2 separate regions of the Homo sapiens genome follow, and region 2 is linked to region 1. Evidence: chromatin contacts called from ENCODE Hi-C or POLR2A ChIA-PET data. All regions are on one chromosome and are shown on one strand. Each heading gives the region's core, a stretch centred on a gene start or an enhancer-like site at or near the end of the contact. The rest is flanking DNA. Distances are from core to core; before and after follow the strand shown. Region 1 has its middle 31 kb from the start of LINC01747. Region 2 has its middle 110 kb from the start of LINC01747.

Region 1 (4,178 bases), core at 371-2,870:
GGATTCTGCAGAAGGTTGAATGAACTGTCCTTGTTCCACTGTGCATCTCAGGGGAAGGTCAGCTAGCAACTCCAGATTACACGGGTGCAGTGTCTACTGCGTAACCCAAGCAAGCATGTCATCATTGAAACGAAGAACCAAGTCTTAAAAATTAATGCCCCGAGGTTCAGACTGAGGGCTCTATTCTGGTCTGATCTGAGACCAAAGGGAAGGCCTTGGTATCTTATAAAAAGAAGCTTAGGCTTTATATACATACATTGTTTTTCATCGTGGCCTCACATTTGTATTATTTTATTTTATATATTTGATTTTATTCATTTATATTATTTACAGCTCATTTACAACTCATTTTATTGGTATTTTTCTTTCTGTTTAGCACACTTCCTAGTACACAAAATTGTAGCATGCATAATAATAAAATATTTGGTTTTCTTATTAAATAATAACGCATGCCATGGTAAAACACTGGAAACTAAGAATCACCATCATTCCGACATCTCAGAGGTAACTATGGTTTACACAGACAGAGCTTTGAAGAAGCAGCTCTTCTGCCCTTTCTGGAGTCTCAAGTCCTGTGTCGCTTCTTCCCCATATTAGAGAGAGATCTACACTATACATCTCAACTTGTCTGAAGTGCCTGTGAGTTTAATACATAGCTGTAGAGCGTAAATGTTCAGTTCTCCAGACTTGAGCAAAATATACTGGGAAATTGTCCTTTTACAATACATTACCAGGAAATATCCCTATAACAACTGCGGAAGGGTGTGTAACCATGGCTATTCTACACTTCAGCGCTGCATCCACCCAGTTCTGAGTCACTGAATTCCCTCCTTATCAGCCTCCTGACCTTCAGAGTTCTGCTCCTGACCCCATCTGCACCCTCCCCTCCTCAACCAACGCTGACTTCACCCAGTCCTGTAAATCCTCCAGCTTCTGACCAAATTGCATTTGAGGACAAGGAAAAGGGACAGAGTCTGGATTTCAAATGTAGATAATGAAACTTTAGCTGAACTGATCAAGGAAAAAGGAGACAACTCTAATTTCTAATATCAGGAATGGAAAAGGAAGCAACAGTGTAGATTTTGGAGACATCAAAAGAATGGTCAGAGTACATTATGGTCAGCTTGATGTCAATAAATTGCACAGCTTAGATGATATGGACAAATTCCTTGAAAAATATAACTTAAGAAATGTATAAAAAAGGAAAAAATACTTGGAATATGAATCATCCCACTCAAGGTTCCAGAGCTTAGAAATAAATCCAACAGCTTCAGGGGAAAATATGAGGAGAGTGAGGAGTGGCTCTAGATGGAAAGGAAATAGCAAGTGTCTCAAAACTGTGTTTGGTGTAGTTCCCAGAATCAACAAAGCAGAGGCCGTTGAGTGTGTTACATATTTTAGATTTGGGGAGGGTATGTCTTCGATTAGATCAAATTGGGGAATGTAATGTTTGACCTTCATGACTCCCACCTGTGAAGACTGAACATCGTCTGTTTTGCTAAGTGAAACTCAGCTGGAGGAGAGTGCAGAACGAGGAAGAGAAGCAAGCAGTCAGAGGCCACAGTGATGATGTGGTGGGGTGGAAGCCAGGAACCACACAGTGCCCGCTGAAGGACCCACCTGCACATGGCCTCCAGCCAAGGCAAGTGGAGTAGTCACAGCCTTCCTTCCTTCCGCAAAGCAAAAACTACAAAAGCTACTTATATCTTCTAAGTTCCTCATAATCATTTGCCTAAAGTATTTGCAGTTATTCAGGTATTGAATAGTTTCTACAGGAGTTTCTTATAAACTCCAACTTCTACTTATTCCCTTTTATTCCTCTCATTTCTTCAGTCTGTTTCTGTGTATCTGGATTCTGGTGTTACTACCATTGGAGATCATCTTTATTTCAAGGATCTTCACACTTTCATTGCCTTTCCTCTTCTCTTACCCAGGTCCTGTGAACCTTGGGGAGTGTACGATACCTGCTTTTGTGGTAACAACCTTGACAACCTATGTAAAGAAAGAGTTTGGGCTACGATCATTGGCATATAGTTTGGTAGAATGTACAAATGCCTTTTTGTTTCTATTTTATAGACTAAATATGGAAATAAGTGAGGCTAATTTAATTTGTAAAGGCCTCATAGTGGATCAAGAGTTTCACTTTTGGACTGAAATGACATTTTAAGAATTTGCTGGGTAATGAAATATCTTTCAACTTCTCCTTCATATAAATTTAGCTTCCAAACCTGGGATTTATTTTTGTTCTTCTAATTCCTTTGCATAGGAGAGTTTAATAAGATTTGACATTCCAAAGTTCTGCCACAGAACTTTGCTTTGTCCTCCACATTGCTTTGCACAAGATTTTTCTCTAGAGAAAAGGACATAACTATGAGAATGAATTAGTATTTTGGGCAGCAATAAGTATGGAGAGAGAATTTTTAGGGGAGCATCTATATCCACAAGTGAGGTAATCATATAACTTATTACTCTAATTGTGGCATTTTAAAATTATATTTTGAAGCAACTTTAAACTTACAGAAAAGCTGTAAGTACTTCTACAAGTTATAAAAATTTACAAGTACAGAACTTTTTTTTTCCTTGAAGCCATTTAAGAGTAAGTTGCTAAGGCAATGTCCCATCACTTCTGATTATGATAATATATATTTCCTACAAACAAGGTCATTCTCCTACATAACCAAAATAGAACCATCATAATCAGGAAATTAACACTGATGCATTACCCCATCTAGTCCTGAGATTTCATTCAGGTTTTATCAATTACTTCAGTAATTTTTTTGTAGAAGAATGATGCAGCTCAGAATCACAGGTTGCATTTATTCAACATGTGTTTTTAATTGCCTACAATCTGGAAGAGTCCCTTGGTCTCCCCTTGACTTTCATGACTCCAACATTTTGAAGAGTACAGACTATAGCATGTCCCTTAATTTTATTAGTCTAATGTTCTCTCATGATTAAATGCAGGATATGCATCTCCAGCAGGAATATCACATACACGATGCTGTGTTCTTCTTATTCCATCCTATCAAGTTGTACATGCTTTCGACTTGTCCTGTGGCTGATGAGTTAGGTTTTGTCGTCAAATTCAGGTGATGTCTGCCATACTTCTCCACTGTAAAGCTACCTTTTTCCCCTTTGTAATAAATATGTATACTAAGGGGAGTATTTTTTGACTATGTAAATATTCTTTATTTTTTCAAGCGTGTTTGGCCCCACCTTATAGCTTATAGTTTTATTTGTATAGAAATTAGAGGGAAAGGAAGAAAAGAGAAACAGGGAAAGAAGAAACCTAACCGGGACAAATATTTAAAGGCATAGATTGAGACTGTGTTGGGAAAATAAACAAATGGTCATTGTGGCAGGTAGCCTCTAAAATGGCACTTGCTGATGCCTGCCTCCTGATATTCTCATCCCTAGGTAATTTCCTTCCCGTGAGTGGGTGTTGGATCTAGTCACTTCCTTCTAATGAACAGAATATGGCAGAAGTGATAGGGCATCACTTTCTAGTGTAGGTTGTAAAAAGACTGTGGCTTTCATTCCTCTTGAAAACTGGCACAAGACAAGGATGCCCTCTCTCAACACTCCTATTCAACATAGTATTGGAAGTTCTGGGTAGGCCAATCAGGCAACAGAAAGAAATAAAGGGTATTCAAATAGGAAGAGATGAAGCCAAATTGTGTTTGTTTGCAAATGACGTGATCCAATATCTAGAAAACCCCATTGTCTCAGCCCAAAAGCTTCTTAAGTTGATAAGCAATGTCAGCAAACTCTAAGGATACAAAATCAATGTGCAAAAGTCACAAGCATGCCTATACACCAACAACACGCAAGCAGACAGCCAAATCATGAATGAACTCCCATTCACAATTGCTACCAAGAGAATAAAATGCCTAGGAATACAGCTAACAAGGGAAGTGAAAGACTTCTTCAAGGAGAACCAAACCATTGCTCACAGAAATCAGAGAAAATATAAAAGAATAGAAAAACATTCCATGCTCATGGATAGGAAGAATCAATATCATAAAAATGGCCATACTCCCCAAGGAAATGTATAAATTCAATGCTATTCCCATCAAACTACCATTAACATTCTTCACAGAATTAGAAGAAACTATTTTAAAATTCCTGTGGAAACAAAGAAGAGCTTGTATAGACAAGACAATCCTAAGCAAAAAGAA
Region 2 (3,945 bases), core at 1,349-3,848, 79 kb before region 1:
TAACCACTGCCCTGGTAAAGGCATTTCCTCAACCTCACAAAGTGTTTTGCTCCTTGACAATCAATCTTCACCCACTTCTGCCTCAGGCAGGCACCGATATGCTCTCTATCACCACAGTTCAGTGAATTTCAACTTTAAAATATTAAAGGTTGAATTCAGTCAAGTAGATAATAACGGTGTTTGGGGGATATAATTTGCTGAACTATGCTGTCTTTTTTTTATCAAAATCATTTTTTTTCATCACTTCTATGAGTAATGAAGAGAGAAAGTCAGCTTCAGAATTGCTGGGTTTCTCCTGACTCTAGTATGCGTGAGGGGAGAGGTGGAATGGGAGGGCAAATAAAAGTTGAGGTCAATTTGAAATTTGGAATGACCTCTGCTGTAAAATTTCCAGAAAAACAAATTTAAGACTCATTCATTAAATTAGGGAAAGCACCTTCAACTCTAATTTGATCTTTATTTTATCTTCTTGGAATTTTGACAGTCATATTGAATTATGGCCAGATCTTTAACTCCTATCTGGGTTAACCCTGGGAAGCAGGATCCACAAGAGATGCACGAGTTGTTCATCGAGCCAGTCAATTGCTCAGCAAATATTGATAGGGTTGCCCTCTGTGCACTAAGGGCTATCCTATATTCTGACAGCGAGAGGAAGCACCTCTTCATGGGCAGTACATGCCTGTGTAGATACGTAATAGCAAGTCAGAACACAGCTGAGCAAGGGAAAAGCCGAGGTTGCAGAGAGAATCTGGCCTGTATTCTCTTACGCAGGCCAGAAACAGGAGACATGATGGAGACAACCGCTGGAGAAGGGCTGTCTGTGAAGGTCATCTCTAAGCTGATTCTGAATGACCCAAAATGAGCTAAGAGGGCACAGATTGGAGGATCATAGCAAACAGAAAGCATTGTTTGTGCAAAGGCCCTGAGGCTGCAATAAGCATGTCGCATTTCAGACCTGAGAGCAAGTCAGGGTTGCCAAACATAGAGGGTGGGGATCAGGAAATGGGTGTTCAGAGGGAGGTCCATATCCCAGGGGGAGAGGGGTTAGAATTCATTTTATATTCTATGGGAAGCCATCAGTGGATTCTAGACTGATTACCATTTTCAAAACTTTACTCTGAATGTTAAGAGGGGTGATTAGATTGTAGAGGAGCAAGAAGCACAAGCAGAATCCACTCTGTCACCCAAGAGAGAGATGATGATGTCTTGGATCAGTGGTGCAGATGCAGCGGCCCGCTTCACATCTATTTGGAAGATAAAGTGAGTAGGATTTACTGACATCAAAGGTGTCTCAAGAATAACAACCACATTTTGTCATATAAGGTATCTGAAGTCCAGGAAGAGGTAATCTCAGAGATATGAGTTGAGAACTTGCCAACTTTTACAGGATGTCTAAAAACCAGTGGAGTGCATGAGGTCAGCCAGGAAGCATGTTTAGAACAAAAGGAGAAGGTGGCATTTTGTATTCTGCATTTGGAAGACGAAGAGAGGTAGAGGACAGCAAGGGAGATGAGAAGAAGTGGCCAGTAAGATTGAAGCAAAATGGAGACATCATGACATCATGAAAGCCAAAAAAATAAAGCATTTAAAAAATATTAATTTGGAAAAAAAAATATTAATTTGGGGAAGTAAATTCCAGAAAAAATGTTTGTGCTTACTAGTGACCACTCGTCACCAGTGACTGGTGTGAATCAGGCTGGTATAATGTCAAGCAGAAGAATATGCTTGAGTGGCTCCCTGTGCTGCCATCTTGTTCTCAACCCCACAGGCCCTGTGATTCTCCACCCTCCTTGCACTGTTCAGATTTTCTGCTTTGCACATAGAACACATGGTTCCATTTCAACATTTGCTTATTTTTCTCTTTTTATTCCATCCTCGTATCTCTGGAAAAGTGAGATTTGGCATAGTTAGCATGCAGCAAATGTTTTATTGGCTTCATGATCTCATGGTGTAACACTCGGGTTTAGTTGAAGAATCTCGAGTCCCAGTGCATGCACTTGTTGGGAGAAAATTTCGTGGTCAGCCAATAGTCATTCCTGTTTCATTTTACATGTTTGCTCTTAAGAAAACATTCTCTTATGCAGGCCAGAAACAAAGAAATATAGGAAGTCACAGGAGAATGGTTTTTGGAAATGATTCTTATTCAGACATATGGTATCATTCCTAACCCTGGATTGTTTTCCTCCTGCATTTGCATTTCACCTCTCTAGAGCTAATCTCTTTCAGTATTTTCTTAAAACCCACGTATGCTAAATGATAAATGCTGGTTAGGAGCAGAGTTGTTTTTGTGTTTGTTTGCTTTCCTGTTTTGTTTTTAAGACGTGCCCTTGGTATATAGTGACTAGATGGTTAAGTTCACCAAGGAGTCTCCCTGTTAGAACCGATTTTGTTTCTACATATTTTATTATTATCTTTTGAGGAGAAGCATATTTTTGTGGTTGCATAGCGTTGACCACTTGCTTTACTGATGATCCCTTAACTGGTGACACAAGGCATGTGATGTCATCAGGGAAAAATGCCAACCTCCAGCAAAACATTAGCTTCTCTATCCATGTTTGAGCAACTTGGAAACAATTTTCCCGATATGATTCAACTACAAAAAATTAACAACACAAACATTCCCAGTGGCGGCCTCTGCCCTTGTTCTATGGCTTGGCCTTTGCTTAGGAACGTGGGAGCCACTTGCTTCCCTGGGAAGTCTGAGGCAATTACATTACCTTGAGCCAGACAAAGAGAGACAAGAGACAAAGACATTTTTCTCTCACAGGCTCTGCCTTGCTCTCTTCTAAAGAAGAGTGCACTAACACTCCTTTCACTTGGTTTCTACTCACAGATTGTCACTTCCTCTCAGCGCTTATGGACCAAGGGACATATTGGAAGAACAAGACTCTGTTGCCTTGCCGTAGTTATTTGCACACAGATCATCAGCAATCTCCTTGTTACCAAACCTCATGGCCCCATCTCAGTTCTGCCTTCACTGGTGTCTCTGTAGCATTCGAAGTTATCTGACTCCTGGCTCTCCTCCCACCTCTCTCCTCCTTCACGAGCTCCCTTCCTCTGTCTGCTTCTTCAGTGCCTGTCTGGTTAAGTTCCTGACCTCAGTGTCGTTTCCTCCTCACAGTCCCCTTCTGGTGACATCCACTCCCATGGCTTCTCTCTGACACTTTGCTGGGTCCCCTGTTGGCATGCCAGCCTTGCTCTGTCTCTATACTCATCACATAAAACTGTCACTGGACTGGATGCACCTGGATGCATCCATTCATTTGCTTATTTACTTGCTCGTCCATTTAATTAATAGCTATGAATGCTTACTTGGGAGTGCAAATAAGAAGCACAACCCCTTTTCTCACCCACTGAGGCAGTGTTTGTGACCACAGCTACCTTCAACTCAAAATGGTCATCATAGCTCAGTATCTTGGGCCTTAAAACTGCTCACCTCTATATGAATGTTCCCCAGTACTCAAGACCTCAATCCAATCAATTCATCTCCAAACTCCGGCAATTCTATTTTCTGTTTCTTGAATTGGTCACTTTCCTTCATCATAATTTCTGCTACCACCACCCCTTGGTGAAGCTACTCCCAACTTTTGCCTGAATTAAGGTGACCCCACCCTTCTATATTCCTCTTTGTGGCTTTCTATTATTGTCTTAGGATAAAGTCCAGTTTCCCTAATCTGGTGTCTGGGGCTCCTAAGACTTGTCCCTACCACCTTCCCAGCTTCCTGCCTGGATGTTCTTTAATGAGATGCCACAGCAGCCACACCACAGACTCCTTTCAGTTGCCAGCATGCACTTGGCTGTTCTTTCACCTGATGCCTTTGCACACAGTGTCCCCCCGACTCCTCTTCCCCACTGCACTTCTGACCCTTGGCTTCTAGTCTTTTCCTTCCCCTTTTCAGTTGTTCTGTTGGTTTTCCCTTTTCCCTCCATAATCAGCTTCTCTTT

What was found. A loop is a pair of places that touch in the nucleus more often than their neighbours do. ChIA-PET counts read pairs that join two places held with the same protein, here RNA polymerase II (POLR2A). Pooled maps may share reads with other maps.
Region 2: a map of endothelial cell of umbilical vein shows a loop between it and region 1 (7-fold over the local background). The contact joins two enhancer-like sites. A Hi-C loop is called at or near these places in 6 of 168 maps with a recorded cell type or tissue (Calu3, PC-9, ascending aorta and 3 more) and 4 of 50 pooled maps. POLR2A ChIA-PET finds 5 or more read pairs at or near these places in 1 of 52 experiments (GM12878).

Annotation. Positions count from the first base shown.
Region 1 is chr20:22,714,318-22,718,495 of GRCh38, reverse strand. No RefSeq gene overlaps it. Among named protein-coding and RNA genes, the nearest start is that of LINC01747, 31 kb to the right of the region's middle. Within about 2 kb of position 1,620, at least 9 of the 41 ENCODE cell types and tissues checked have a DNase peak (open chromatin) inside an H3K27ac peak, as active enhancers do; they include PC-9, ascending aorta and endothelial cell of umbilical vein, where a contact is called at or near this core.
Region 2 is chr20:22,794,729-22,798,673 of GRCh38, reverse strand. No RefSeq gene overlaps it. Among named protein-coding and RNA genes, the nearest start is that of LINC01747, 110 kb to the right of the region's middle. Within about 2 kb of position 2,598, at least 14 of the 41 ENCODE cell types and tissues checked have a DNase peak (open chromatin) inside an H3K27ac peak, as active enhancers do; they include PC-9, ascending aorta and endothelial cell of umbilical vein, where a contact is called at or near this core.